Linked DNA regions of Mus musculus: region 1 is linked to region 2. Evidence: chromatin loops called from intact Hi-C (ENCODE). Cell type or tissue: left cerebral cortex. All regions are shown on one strand.

Region 1 (8,000 bases), 98 kb before region 2:
CTGCCAGCCCAGGAATGGTTCCACCCACAAGGGGCCTGTCCCTCTTGATCACTAACTGAGAAAATGCCCTACAGCTGGATCTCATGGAGGCATTTCCCCAACTGAAGCTACTTTCTCTGTGATAGCTCCAGCCTGTGTCAAGTTGACACAAAACTAGTCAGTACAGAAAGAATGGGTTTGGTTTATGGTTTGGGAGTATAGTCAGTCCAACAGAGCAGGCATGGAGCAGAGCCACACCTGCAGTCAGTACGTAGAGATGCCTGCAAATGCTCTGCTTATTTTTTTCATTTTATTCAGACCAGACCTCATGGAATGGTAACAACCACATGCTGAGTAGGTGTAGTAGTTTTAATAAAAGTGTGGACACTTTGCCCCTTCTTAGAATTGGGAACAAAACACCCAAGGAAAGAGTTACAGAGACAAAGTTTGGAGCTGAGACAAAAGGATGGACCATCTAGAGACTGCCATATCCGGGGATCCATTCTATAATCAGCCTCCAAACGCTGACACCATTGCATATGTCAGCAAGATTTTGCTGAAAGGACCGTGATATAGCTGTCTCTTGTGAGGCTATGCCAGGGCCTGGCAAACACAGAACTGGATGCTCATAGTCAGCTATTGGATGGATCACAGGGCCCCCAATGGAGGAGCTAGAGAAAGTACCCAGGGAGCTAAAGGGATCTGCAACCCTATAGGTGGAACAACAATATGAACTAACCAGTACCCCCCGGAGCTCGTGACTCTAGCTGCATATGTATCAGAAGATGGCCTAGTTGGCCATCAGTGGAAAGAGAGGCCCATTGGTCTTGCAAACTTTATATGCCTCAGTACAGGGGAACGCCAGGGCCAAGAAGTGGAAGTGGGTGGGTAGGGGAGTAGGGGGGAGGGTATGGGGGACTTTTGGGATAGCAATGGAAATGGAAATGAAGAAAATACCTAATAAAAATAATAATAATTAAAAAAAAGAAAAGTGACTAATACAATACATTTGTACTATTCTCTTAAACTTATCATTGAACACATATATAGACTTCCAAAATTTGTCCCTTAGGTATTTATATATATAGATAGATAGATTTTAAGTTAACAGTGAAGGTTAGTCCACCTTTGTCTGGGAAGGTAGCTCATCAGGCAAGATGCTTGCAATTGAAGTCAGAGGACCTGAGTTTGAAAGCCCAGGACACACATAGGTTAGGGTAGATTTGGCAGTCTGACTGTTGTTAATCAAACATATGGAGGAGACAAATTATCTTGGTCAGAGTCACCAAAGTAACCAAAAATATTACTTCTGGGATCCAAGAAAGACTATGCTGCAATATATAAAGTAGAGAACAATCAAGCATGAAAAATAAAATCAGGTTTGGGCTTCAAAAAACTAGCGCAGGAATGTCTATATGCACTATCACATCTGTGCTCACAAAGATGTGACCAGGAACACAAGCAAACATGCATAAGCACACAAAAAGTAATCCTCACTTGGTTATGTGGTGAAAAAGACCAATGCCTATTCTCTATGTACTCTGAAATCCGGTTGTGTTCTATTTTTGGTATTATCAGCACAACTTCCAAGTCTAATTGGGTATCTTACCCAACTAGAATACCCAAAATTTCAACATGATAGGTTTTCTAATCTTTGTTATTGAGATAAATATTATCCAGATATAAAAGATGACCATTTACATAGGCAAATTTTCTCTTGTTTTTAGAAGGATATTTTAATCTCTGATCTCCATGGTGCCTGCCTAGTAGAATGAAATACATGACCTAATTATTCCCTTTTGCCAGTGCCAAATCTCTGTAATGAACACTGCTCAACTTTGCATCTTGTTGCCAGTATCCCTTTGTATTTAAGTGAGTGGTGTGTGTATATGTTATCACACCCCCCCACACACACACATACACACACACACACACACACAGAGAGAGAGAGAGAGAGAGAGAGAGAGAGAGAGAGAGAGAGAGAGAGAGAGAGAGATAGAGATAGAGAGAGAGAGAAACAGAGGCATCTGGAGAGAGGTATCATATCTCTGAGCAAAGATGATGCCAATATGGATGGGGAAAGTTCACTTTTCAATTCATGTCACTTCCTACAGCAGCACTTGTCTTGCCTGGTTTTATTACCTAAGGAGAAAAGTTGGCATGAACAATCAGAATGTGAGTCTTTCTTTTATTCTCTTTGGAATAGAGCACACACACAAGTGCAAAGTTCTACAATTTAAAACACATAGCATTGATTCTTACCCCCAGCACACTGAGCCATGAAGAAGAAAACCTTTCAATGTTTTCCATGCATTGTATGCTTGCATTTGGTTTTCTCTGCCTTATAGCGCTTCAATTAAAAAATAAACAAATACCTAACATACCTAATGGCATAATGAAGACAAACAATAATCCCTAGATAAACAGACAACCTTGCTAGTAATCTCATTTTTGTGATTTTAAGACTAGAATAGATTTGGTGGACTTTTCTTTTTAATAGTTGTTGGTCTTCCCCACGGTTCCCTGTACACAGCGATGCTGTGTTATACCGGTCATATAGACTAATGTTTTAGCAGCTTGTCGGTGCTTTTCTTTACCAAGATGATATACACAGACCTGAGGATAGTCTCTCCCAAATTGAAGTTACTGCTGCTTGAACTAGAATCCTATGTTTGGAGTGAGCTCCTTATCTCCTTCCACTTTGAGATTAGAAATGAGGCATTAGCCAGGATCTGTACTGTAGGAAAGGATTGGTGTGGGAACTCTGCAATGGGCCATGTGCAAGTATATAGTAGTTGAAAGAGGAACTACTACAAATATCTTTACAAGATTTGTGAAAACCTGGGTCCAAACTGTGCATGTTAGTAATGCCCATAACACCTGACAGACTGGTAATTGTAATAATTTTTGCAAGTTGAACAAATTAAAGTCGCCGTCTCATTGCATGGAAACCGTAAGGACTTGATCCATTTTATACAGTGTTTATTTTTTAATTTCTTACAGCCCAGTGATGACCTTTCCCTTGTTTACAATTATTTTTGGCTCTTCCTTGGAAAAATATTTACATATGACATAATTTTAATAATAAAATTTATTTTATAAACACTCTTCTATAGCTTTTTGTTATTAAAGAATTAATCCCTACTGAGCTATACTTATCTGATATATATATATATATATATATATATATCATATCATTTCTTCCACAAACAAATTTATATTATTTAACTCTTTTGCTACAATACATTTTCTCACTTTTGTTTGTATTAATTTCAATTTTTTTATTTGGTAGTAAACAGAATCTTGCATAACCCTCTAATTTCCATGGTGTAAATTCTTTTTATCTACCTTTCCATGCTACATCTAATTTTCTGTCAGGTAATACTCCAGTGCTCTCTATTCTACACCACAGGCTGGAGCGTAATTTGGAATGAATTTGTTCTGTGTAGAGATGAGGATGGTCATTCCCATTCTAAACTGGCAGCAATTGAGATACCCAGATTGGAAACAATGTTTCTACATACACACTTGGCAAGACACTGTCCTGTGTAAATTCTTACTGGCTACATGAGTGAGTTACAATAAAGTCAAGATTAAGTTTTTTATAGAGACTCAGTCAACAGAGCTGTAAATATTACATTTCTCCATGCTTCCTTCACATGATGGACAGGTAACGAAATTGTTTTGTTTGTAATGACTCCCCAAGCTATTGTAACTTGTCACAATATACAAAGCTTGGCTACACCAAATGCATCAACTTATTTGTATTACTTCAGTGGAACAAAAGATTTCTGAAAGACACACATTAATTTTACTCTCATTCAATGGTGACATTGAAAAGACATCATTATTTGTGCCAGTTGTTTGAGTTCTTGTTTTTAAACGGTACAGAGACTGTGTACTTGACATTCTTACTGACTTGTATTAAATTACTATCTCAAAATTACTGAATTCTTGGTATATAAGTGACAAAATTGCCATTTCTTGCAGAGAACTCAATTTTTTAATCAAAATTTTATTATTATATTGTCTATTAAGATATAAAATAAAGTATTAAATAGTGAAAACCAGAGAAAGATTGTTGTCACTGAGGTATCCATTGTGATTTGGATAATTTCAATGACTTAGTCTTATTTATTCAACAGCTGTTTTTCCTTGTTACAATATCCTATTGCCACTGAGCAGTATCATAAAATGTCAGTAATAACTAATAAACTTTTATTACAAAAACATGCAAATTTTAAAAATCTAAAAGTAAACACGAACAATTAAAAGAACTCATAATGCAGCCTGAGCAATTTCGACCACCTCAGAGTGTATGCTTGAATTGGTACAGAAACATGTACCTGGGGGGCAAGGAAATCCTTGACTATTAAGTATCACCAATAATTGCCTGATAGTCACTTAACCTGTAAAGATCGAGACAACTCGAATGTATACTGAGTTTATTGTTTTGTTCCACAAAACAAAAGATTCAAACTCCTGGGAAGAGCAAGGACCGAATCATTCCCCCGATTTGCCTCACAGAAGCATCCATTTTCAAAACACAGCATCAGGTCTAAAACCAGGTGCTAAGACTTTCTCATCTTCTAAATGTCCCGTTCTGCCTAGCTAGTCCAATGAGTCTTCCTAGAGAGGTTCAGCTTCTCCATTCATTCAAAGCACTCTACAATGATCGGTAGGGGGGAGAAAAGGACAAATAAGATGCATTTCAAATATAGGATTCAATTACTTTCCACAACTCAGAGACGTGTCAAAGGCACGCTGTGTTTTGTTTTGAGGGCGGGGAGATGACAGGGAAGGAATCCTGAGCCCTCATTGGCTCGTGACTAGCCACTGCAGCTGAGCCTCCCCAACACCCCCAACCCCCTCCATCCTGAGAGCATTATTGATCTGAAGGGTAAATGTGGAGGGAGCCACAGAGAGGGTCCAAGCGTTTCTGAGAAGAGAGGCTGCCTCTTCCAGGAACAAAGTGGTGTCTGCTGCCTGCCTGGCTTGGGAACCTTCTATGAATTAAAGGGGACAAAATGAGCGGTCGTGGTTCGCTACAGTGATTGAGAAGAGGAAAGAGACTGAGAGGCAGAGGGAGAAGTCGCACCTTGGAGCAAGGCTGTGTTGTTGCATCCTGCTGCTGCCCTTTCTAGGTTGCTGTTCCTGCAGCTGCGTTTGCTCTCACCCATCAGGTAAGGCTCTTTTTCTAACTAAGATTGGATTTGTGTGTGTGTGTGTGTGTGTGGTCGCTTCAGGGAACACGCACAGAGACGCATGCATGATTAATAAAGTGATGCCGGGCTAGGCAAAGCTGGAGAAAGCTGTTCACCGACCCGGCATCTGAATCTGAAGCTTGTGAAAGATTTGGCTTTAGGAAACTTCAGCAAGTTCTAAACAAGTCTGTAGTCTCTACAGCTGTGAGGCTGCCTAGAGAGAGAGGGACCCGTTCGCTCCTACTGCACCTCAGCTAGGCTAAAGGAGCAAATGAAAATTAATGGATAAGCCATAAAGAGATGTTCAACTGGTTATTTTGTAAGAGCTCTCAGTGTGGTTAAACGCAACACAACCCTTTAGTTTCAAAATGTCACCTCCCTTCACTACTTGCTTAACAGAGAGAAATTTTGAAACATTCTTATTTAAATTACAAGTGCGAAACGATTTAATATTGCATTACCTGGGTGTATTGGCATCTTGCGTTTTCTACCACAAAACTCACTTGGACAATTACCACACAAGCTCAGGGTCATATATTATGATCTGGAAAATTTTTCAAAGCAATCAATTATTTGATGTAAGTAGAAAAATGTAAGGATTATATGGGACAGAGAACATAGAAGCTAAAGGTTCTTTCAAGACAAGTATTCATATTTTTATAAATATTGTGCTTACCAGGATTGGTTCTTGCACTCCTCTTATATTGAGAATATGGTGGCTTCAGTACTGTTGTACTTTAGGGTCTGTGATGCCTCTTACGGATACATTTTTCCGTTCTCTCTCTAGAGGCAACTGACATACTTTTGGCCGATTCTGTAACCATTTCTTAATTTCCAGATTCTCATCTAGTATTTTAAAGCTCATTCACACAGTTCTCAGCAAGGAAATCAGTTTATATACTTTGGAAAATGTCCATGAAGTATTCTCAGAATATATATGCTCAGTTTACATTATTCTAGAAATGACAAAATAGTGGAAAATCTAAACAAACATCTGACCTTTTTATTTTATTTTTTATTTTTTTCAGTACACTTGATAAGATGTGAAATTTACAAAATAGTACTTAAGTACTAGGCATTTACTGACACCGAATCTCATTGTTTCCTTGCATTAAATTTTGCCACATTAAACTATGCAGTTTAAAATATCATTTTAACTTTTTTGACAGTGTTGCTTGTTGAAAGGAATAGATGCAGGCTGTGAATATCCCCCTTCCTTCACATAATGTGCCTTCGGAATTGAAAGGCAGCTGAGTATTCTTTACTAGCTGTAAGCAGTTGATTGACACATTGTTTTGGAAGACTCCAGTGCAGAGCCATAAGCCAAGTGGGAACTTACATTTAACTAACTGCCATAATCTGCTTACTCAGCAACAACACGAGAGGGGCTCCTCAACCTGCTAAAAAAAAACTCTCAAAATAAAAAGATTCGTTAATAACATGAAATACCACTTAAGAATATAGGATCGTGTTCTTCATCAACTATACTACTTCAAAATCTAACTTCAAACGTTAACCTGCAACTAAGCTTCTTAGTCACAGAAAGGGGAACATTTTTGCTATGTCTACTGTGCTCCCCTAACACTCAATCGCTGTATACTTCACTTCCACTGCCTTGTGCTGTTTTGTAAGCTGTCGGGAGAGTTTTAAGCCAAGTGATTTTCTGACTAGAGCTCTCTTCTTCCACTGATCTGTTTAGAGATGGGATTGTTTCAGATAATACCCACCAAAAAAAAAAAAATACAGAGCTCAATTAGCAGCAGAGATTGTCATTTGTTCTCTGTGTTAAGATTTTTGTGGTAGCAAAAAATAAAACTTAGCCTATTGGAAAAAATCCCAAATAATGCTTGATTTGACATACTTACCCCTGGATTTGAGGGCACCATTCTTTTCTACTTACGTCAAGCAATTTTATATTTGGGACTGTGGCAGGTTTTATTTCATGGAATAATTTGTCATATAGGCTGAAAAACAACCAATCTTATGGTTTCATGCTTGTTAGTATGTAAGTCATTCTTGTTTCTTAAAATGCACTGTGATGACACCTAATTATTCCTGCTAATGAATTAAACCTGCAGATATTCTGTTTATACTGTGTTTATGTGCAATTTGAAGTATCAATTTCCTCACCTATACCTAGATGTCATGCTATTAAATCTAAGTGTGTGTTAGAGAGATGCAGGACGATGCTTGTTTGCCATGTTTTCTTATAAAAATTCTAAATCTAAACCCTTGAATAATAAAATGACCTATTAGTACACCCTGTTACAAATATACTTACACTTCCAAAGGCAAGCATTGCTACACCTGTCTAATGCTAAGTAAGGTAGTATTGTGTCTGTTGTTGAGTAAATTACTGCTTTGTTTATGTGATTATAGCCTATATTATCAGTACCAATCAATAGACAGCATTAAATAGATATAGTGGTACCAATCCTATCTATATTAAAGCATAAGTAGAAGCAGTTCATCCATTCTGCTTTAAAATATTGGCTCTTGCTTTTATGATGAATAAAATTATTATTGGAAAATGAATTATTTCATTACACAAGGGTTAAAGTTTAAGGAATTAACTTGGGCTTTCTTATTCCTTATTGATGACAAGTGGTAAGTATTTTAAAGGGTAGCAACTGTTAAAAATCACTTTTGAGTTTTAGGCAAATGTCTTTTTCCTAAATTGCTATGCAGAAGGGTTGTTACACCGCAACCACACTATTAAAGGGAAATGTGTGTGTGATTGTGATACCGCCTCTGTATAGCATGATCATGATTCCTTAAAGTTACAGTAGCATATCACAAGCAATATGGAATAAATAA
Region 2 (8,000 bases):
CAGAATGGAATGGGGTGGACTGGAACACAAGAAACTAAGAGAGAAGAGGCTATAGAATATCCATTTGTGTAACAGCATATAATTTTTATGTGATATACTCAGAAATGCTCAGGGTTCAGTCTCAATAAAGCCCATAGCTCTAAGTTACCCAGAAATTAAGACCACCTAGTGATTGTCATATGCAGGGATCCATCCCATAATCAGCTTCCAAATGCTGACACCATTGCATACACTAGCAAGATTTTGCTGAAAGGACCCAGATATAGCTCTCTCTTGTGAGACTATGCCGGGGCCTAGCAAACACAGAAGTGGATGATCACAGTCAGCTATTGGATGGGTCACACGGCCCCCAATGGAGGAGCTAGAGAAATTACCCAAGGAGCTAAGGGAACTGCAACCCTATAGGTGGAACAACAATATGAACTAACCAGTACCCGGGAGCTCTTGTCTTTAGCTGCATATGTATCAAAAGATGGCCTAGTTGGCCATCATTGCAAAGAGAGGCCCATTGGACTTGCAAACTTTACATGCCCCAGTACAGGGGAACGCCAGGGCCATAAAGGGGGAGTGGGTGGGTAGGGGATTGGGGGGGTGGGTATGGGGGACCTTTGGGATAGCATTGAAAATGTAAATGAGGAAAATACCTAACAAAAAAAATTTAAAAAAAAAAGAAAATACCTTATCTTGAGACTAGAGATATGTAAACTTCAAATATTCTCCAACTTCACCACAGACACACTGAGAGGGAACCTGGTAGATCTCGAATACATCCCATTCATCATCTGTAAAATACAGCAACATATGTGCCATAATTTTATAAAGAAAACTTACCTAAAACAATAAAGGGAGAGGTTTAACTATAGTCTAACCATGCAACAACTCTCTAAGGCTATGGACATTTTAGATTACATAAAGGAATATGGATATTTAAGGGCATTCTGGTTATAGGATTTCAGTCAAATGTCTATGTCACTCTAGGTTCTTTTGACAAGTTCAGGAATGCCAGGCTTCTCTGCTCAGTATATGTATGCATTTTCCTAGACAATATTTTAAAGATTATTTTATCTTCAGATGAAGCATGAAAATAGGAGTACAACCCAGTCTCAGTTCTGACTTTTATTTATTTCACACTGCAGAAAATATTCATGCTTTGATAGGAAAGGTTAGAGTTTTATTGCTATTTCACATATGAGGGTTGATTCCCTTTGGTTTCAATTCACTTAATTTTATTAGCTTGTGTTAATTAGAAGTAATGTCTTTGATAGAACATTGTCACTTTGTGGATGGAGCATTTTGGTCATATTTACTCCTTTTATGCTCTTTTCCCAACTATTACTCCCCCACCTTCTATTTGTAAATTGTTTTGTTCTCTTTTGAGTCTGACTCACTTCTACCTGACCCACTAGCTAAATCTCCTTATGAGTAGTCAGTGCAGGTTTTACCCATTGTTATCCAAATGTACAAGGTATCAAAATTGTTTTTTCTCTTAAGTAGGTAATGGTAAACTATTACCTGTACTAGTTTTAGACAATTCAATGCTTTTCTACATAGTCTTTTTTTTAAAGTATTATATGTTAAATTCTGTCTCTTATGTGCATATAATAGGTCTGGTATTTCAGTGTCTATTACAAGGTGCTAGATTCCACTGAACACCAGGTGATCCCAATATAGATATTGAGAAAGAAACTCAGAAACTCAGAAACTCAGAACCTCCAGCATATCAGGGCATATGCTTTACCACTGTGATATCTCGCCAGTCTCACAAAGTCTCAATAAAACACAAGCTTACTCACTTGTTTTCATTACAAGTTTCTATGTTCCTGGAGGAAACTCAATCCAGATGACCCACCTGGGATTTCACCCCATATGCAGCCACCAAATCCAGTCACTATTGCTGATGCCAAGAAGTGCTTGCATATATGGATGTCTCATGAGAGACTCTGCCAGAGCCTTACCAATACAGATAAGGATGATTGCAGTCAACCAACAGGTAGAGCATGGGGACCCCAATGTTGGAGTTAGGGGAAGGAATGAAGGAGCAGAAGGGGTATGCAATTTCATAAAAATAATTAACAATATCAACCAACCAAATTCACAGAGCTCCCAGGGTCTAAACCACTAACTAAAGAACACACTGGAAGGAACCATGGCTCCAGCTGTATATCTAGCAGAGGATGGCCTTATGTGGCATCAGTAGGAGGGGAGGTCCTTAGTTTGTGAAGGCTTGATGCCCCAGCATATGGAAATACTAGGGTGGTGAGGCAGGAGTAGGTGGGTGTGGGAACACACTCATAGAAGCAGGGGGAGGGGGGATTGAATAGGGGTGTCCCTGGAGGGGAAACTGGGGAAGGGGATAATATTTGAAAGGTAAATAAGTGTTATAACCAATAAAAGTTAAAAATAGAAATTAGAAAAGAAATTGTAATTGTTGATATAAATATACTGACAAAAATAATTAGAAATATCCTTATACAAGAGTAAAATAGAAAATCTCTTCCAGTTAGTGACTACTAAATATTTATAATTAAAAAAAAAATGGCACCCTGAATTAGTTGACAACTTTTCCTTATCTGATGGCCAGATGTGATAATGAGGAACACTGCAAATTCTTATTGTGGGCATATATCTTGTTTATTCTTGTGATAATTTTAGACTATTCTCACTGTAAAACTTGAAAATACCCTTTGTGTACTTGAGAAAGGTTTTTGTTTTTGTTTTTTTGTCTTAAAAAATTGTGTTTGTGTGTGCATGTGGGGGCTGGGGGGCCATGCACACACAGTGACCTGCATGACACACAGTGACCTGCATGTGGAGGTCAGAGGATTAGCGGGGAACAGGGAACTGGTTCCCTCCTTCCACCACGGGAGTCCTAGGGATCCAACTCAGTAGTCAAATCATTTTGACTTACTTTCCTAACTATTTAAAAATGCTTTAAATAGGATACATCAATACATTACCATACATACTTCTTTATCTTCCATTTATTTTTTAAGAGAATTGAGCTTATTTAACACACTCCTAATATTTACCTAATAATACAAATATCAAAACTGTCATATGCCACTATCATACAGTATTTTATAATCTCTCAGCTAAGTTCTGAAATGAATACCAGCTGTCTCTACTCCCTAGTGTCATTGGTACATTGGTAGTTTTGTAAATATAGAAAACTTTTATTATGATGAGTTTTATTCACTTACCTGAGAAAACCCATTTCCTGTGAGTCATCGGAGTTTCACAAAGCTTTTCCTAACCCAATTTTCCCCTTGGGTTAATAAAGCTGGAGTGAGTTAGGGAAGTCAGCAAAAGCCTGAGGGCACTGAGCTGAGCCCTTTCTATTAACCTCTGGTTACTCACAGCTGTGGCTACACCTCAGCACAAATTCCCTGAGATCGTGCCTCATGTATTTATAAGCAGAGCAGAACTCTTTCCTCGTGTTTTATGAGCACTTCTTTTTGATATAATATTTAAAATAGCAGAACTTTCAGTATGAGCATGGAACAGAAATTCAAAATGTGGGTCTGATCTTACACAATAAAATATAATGCTAGTCCTTTTCACATGACATTGCAATGATGAATATTAAAGTTTTTGTTTATATTATAATGGTAACTTTTAATTGTATGTATCTATGACACTGATAAAATAGTATCTTTACCTGTAGAAATTTGATTTTACTCCAACACATTGGAAGATCTGCTGAATAACTCTTATAGTGGGTGTTGGCACTAAGAATAGGAGTATAGCTGGGAGCTGCCACTCAATTTGTATTGTAGCACATACCAACTGACTCTCATTGTAAGGGTTTAAAATGTGCTTGTGGGCCTTTAATGGGTAGGTAATGTTCCATCAAATCTTCATAATGATTTCCAGGAAAATGAAGTAATTGTTAGTTGAATGTAGACAATCAAACAGAGTTCTTCACTTACAATTTCAAGGAAGAATATAATATTATAAAATAACTTTGGACATTTAGACTGCCAAAGAATAGATATCTTCATAGATAAATAAGAATACCAAGGCCAAAGAAGTCTATTTTTAACAATATGACATTTCCAAAAATGTCTTCTTCATGATTTTCTCCGAGCCCTTTTCTGCTATTGGAGACTCTCTAGAAGCTTAGCTCCCTCCCTTGCCCTTTCTTTCTAGTCTAAGAAGCCTGGGAAATTAATAGGGCCAATTACTCTGTGCTGCAGAGGGCAGAGTCTATCTTAGGCGATTTCAGTCACTTATTTCCAAAGGAACTCTGCCCATTGCTGCTGAGAATAACGGCTAACAAAGCTTTTCAGTTCTGGGTTGGAGCTAAAAAAGGAAGAAAATAGGTCAGAACAAAAGAAGAAATAAGAAATGAAGATTTCGGTGGTGAGAGAACATTTTCAGGAGATTGGCTCAGTAGCTGAAAGCCAGAAGAAATAAATGGAACACAGAGAGGTAGAAGATGTCACCATATTAGCTCTACTTACATAGTGTACAAAGTACTTCAAAGTTTCAATTTTGTTGATGAATCAAAAATTATATGGATTCTGAGATATGCTAAAGTAAAATTTCCCATACTACATGAACAAACTTCTTTATCATAAGGCTCTGATCATATTCTGAAATGAAATCAAGATGCATTTTTCCCTATTCCTAACTCTGTGAGTGCATTATCTTGCAGGTCATGAAATATCAGGATGCACAATTTATATTTACAGCCTATTGCAGCTATACATCCAAATGTAACAACTCATGCATCAGAGTCAATGGACTGGCTAGAATCACCAACAGTTCATCTACATATTCATTTTTAATCATTGTGTCAAATTTAAAATGAAGAGAGGGGATTTAAAGGAACAAAATAGGTTCTGGATTGTCACTTCTGCCCCAAATCATAATGTATCAGTTGTAATTATGTTTAGAAGGAGAGTAAAGTGTTTCTTTTATTGCAAAAAGCAGTGATATATAAAGTATATAAGTGTTTCTACCAAAAATATACCAAAAAGCCTTTTTTATGAAAATTATAAGTACTTGCATATCCATAGATCACATATCTTAAAAGCCAATGTCAGTGTTACCAATAAGCAGTTCAGTTATTTAGATTTCTTAGAAGTCAAAACCAGCAATTTTCGGTGAGTTATTTTAGCTTTGTTACAGAGAAAATAGACTTTGAGTGTATAAATATAATAATTCATCTTACAGACCTTAACTATATTATGCAGCAGGAAGCAGACTCAATGAGAGCAATAAAGTTGTGAAGGAAAAGCATTGATTTCTGTCCACAGTGACATGCTTAATTATTGCTTTAAGATTTGACAATGGCTACTTGCCTCTAACAGTGTTGTTTCTCTCTGTTTTACCTCTCTAACTCAGACTCTCCCTCCTATACTTCCTAAGGGGTGGAATTTTCATGGTGTACCACTGGGCCTCACTTCTGATTTTCTAAAGTATTTAAATGAATTTATCTCATTTTATTGCATTCTACATGAATTGATTTATTGAAGATGATATTTACATGACAAAAATCTCCATGTCACTTCTTACCAAAGACAAGAAAGTCCTTTGTGAAATATATTTGTTTTTAGAGAGACATTTTCTCCAGTATATCTGAAACATATTTAATTTTGAGCACTTTAGAGACAGCAGTGTCTGGAATTTTACTTACTGTTCCTTACAGAATCCTTTAGCCACAAAGTGTGGCCTCAAAATAGCAGTGTATTAGATCTCAAGATAGAGATTAACCTAGTAGAGTAAGCCTCTTTAAGATTGGAATAAGTATAAATCACTGGAAGTCTGAAGACAAGAAGCAAAGATCAGTATTGCATAAAGCCTGTGGTGTGGGGTTTCGAAACTTATGTTTTTGATTGCTTGGCCATAGGGAGTGGAACTGTTAGGAGGTGTGGAGGAAGTGTGACATTTTAGGCAGATTTTGAGGCCATATAAATGTTAAAGCTGAACCTAATATGAAATCCAGTCCCCTTTTGCTGCCTGAAGATCAAGGTATAGACCTCCCGGATCCTCCAGCATCATGTCTGTCTGGATGCTTTTATGATTCCTATGACTATGATGATAATGGACTAAATCTCTGAAACTGTAAGGTAGTCCCAACTAGATGGTTTCCTTTATAAGAGTTGCCATGGTCATGGTATCAGTTCTCAGCAATAAAACCCCAAAACAACAGCTTTTTAAAACTTCAAAACATAAGTTCTGTCTGTTACTTTAATGAACTATTCTGGGCTAGATTCTTGTCTTAGGTTGTAAATTTCATTTTTACAGCTGTTTCTGTTTTTTTTTTCTGAAAAGAAAATTGTTGTTTAGTGAACACTGTAAATGATTCAAATATATATTTATACTAAAGAAAAAAGAGGGAATGTTTGAGAATATGTAATGAATGAGTTTCATTTTTTGAAATATCTATTTCTATGTGAAGATGGTGGAATCAAATTAGAACACTTCAGCATAATCTCTCAAAATGTCAGTACTAAAAGGCTTAATGTTCGAATTAGAAATGCATGTTTCATATTCTATATTCTGATTATGGTTACGCTGTCCTCAACAATTTGCAGATCCAGGCCACTATGCCATTCAATGAAATCCACATCTTTTCTGGATCATTAGATAAAAACACCTAAGAATGGCAACAATATAATATAAAATAAAAGCAAGCAAACATGAACAGGACAAAGCAAATAAACAAATAACAGAAAAATAAATAGCTAAATAAAAAGTACAAGAGACACAGCTACAGGGATACACATAATGGGGCAAACAGATGTCCCCTAAAAATACAAAATTAGAAATCATTATATATAAGCAAAACAAATGTCAGTAAGAAAAATAGAAATAGAGGGAAAGCATTCTCATAAGAAGCGTTTAAGACAAGAAAAAAAATCTTCAAAAATACCACTGAGTTTGTTTTTTGTTTGCCATCTACAGTTGTTTATGGGGACTTAAGAGTGATTCGACCACCCAGGAATACTCCTCAGAGGGAAACTGTTTATTTGTGAGTGGTTATCAATAGGACATAGCTTATGTGTTAGACACAAGAGCTTTTCTCCACTTTCATTAACCATGGTTGTATCTCCAGGCTCCGACCTGTGCAGCCTCTGCACTTGAGGCCTCAGCCTCTGTGAGTTCATATATGTGTTGACGCTGCTGTGTTTAGAAGATCTTGTGTCTTTGGTGTCCTCCATTCCTCTGGATCTTGAAGTTTTTCCACCTCCAATCTGAGAAAATAACTTGGGATTGATTCTTGAAGTTGATTAAAGTAAACTGTCTCCTTGAGTAATAAAAATCTTAGGAAATATGGAAGTGACAAGCACAGACCAATATGAAACCTTTCTTTGATTCCAAATGCCATATTATATCATACTGCTAGATTCTTATTTGTTTCATTTTGTAGTTTTGAGATTACAACATAATTACATCATTGCTTCCTCCCTTTTCTCTCTCCAACCTCGCCTGTATAACCCACCCACCTTGTTCCCTTTTAAATTCATGGCCTCTTTTTTCACAGATAGTTATTACATGCATCTACAGTCATTTGCAATCTAATTTGTTGAACTGTTTTAGAATTGGAATAGAAGCTCCAACAGAAGGGTGCAGAAGGTGTTTATGTGCTGGGGTGACTTGCAGTGACTTTAGTAGCTCCTTCTGCACTTGCATTCCTGGAGAAACTCTTTGTATGACATGTAAGATCTCTTTCTTTTCTGCTACAAGAATAGATCCTGCACAGACTAGACCTCTATCCTGTAAACTCTAACAGTGACTTCTGGGTCACTTTTATGTTTTGATTAATGAGGGTGTTAAGATAGTAGCTAGCCCACAGAGCTGCAATACCTAAACTACATTAATCATCATCAAAGACAGATGTAACAACAGCATTATGAATGTTGACATTATAAAATATTTTAGCATTTAAGAAATGTAAAATTTTCCTAAACAGGCAATGAACTCATTTAATAACTCCATGCTTAAATCAATATAAACAAGTTTAATGGGAAAATTACAAGTTGTAAAAATAT

Evidence for each region. Peaks named below come from ENCODE experiments on the same cell type or tissue, not always from the same donor. Only the 100,000 strongest peaks of a DNase experiment are listed, where the experiment ranks them.
Region 1: a loop joins it to region 2, with 2.0 times the contacts of the local background. A loop is called at or near these places in 2 of 42 quality-filtered maps.

The regions. Positions count from the first base shown.
Region 1 is chr15:20,444,205-20,452,204 of GRCm38, forward strand. It overlaps a transcript of Cdh12 not described here. Among named protein-coding and RNA genes, the nearest start is that of Acot10, 220 kb to the right of the region's middle. In left cerebral cortex, no CTCF peak of the experiment used is centred here; DNase peaks (open chromatin) are centred at 4,808, 5,326, 5,895, 6,485 and 1 more place; H3K4me3 peaks cover 3,613 bases; H3K27ac peaks cover 2,757 bases.
Region 2 is chr15:20,542,370-20,550,369 of GRCm38, forward strand. It overlaps a transcript of Cdh12 not described here. Among named protein-coding and RNA genes, the nearest start is that of Acot10, 120 kb to the right of the region's middle. In left cerebral cortex, no CTCF peak of the experiment used is centred here; DNase peaks (open chromatin) are centred at 4,271 and 7,561; H3K27ac peaks cover 1,217 bases.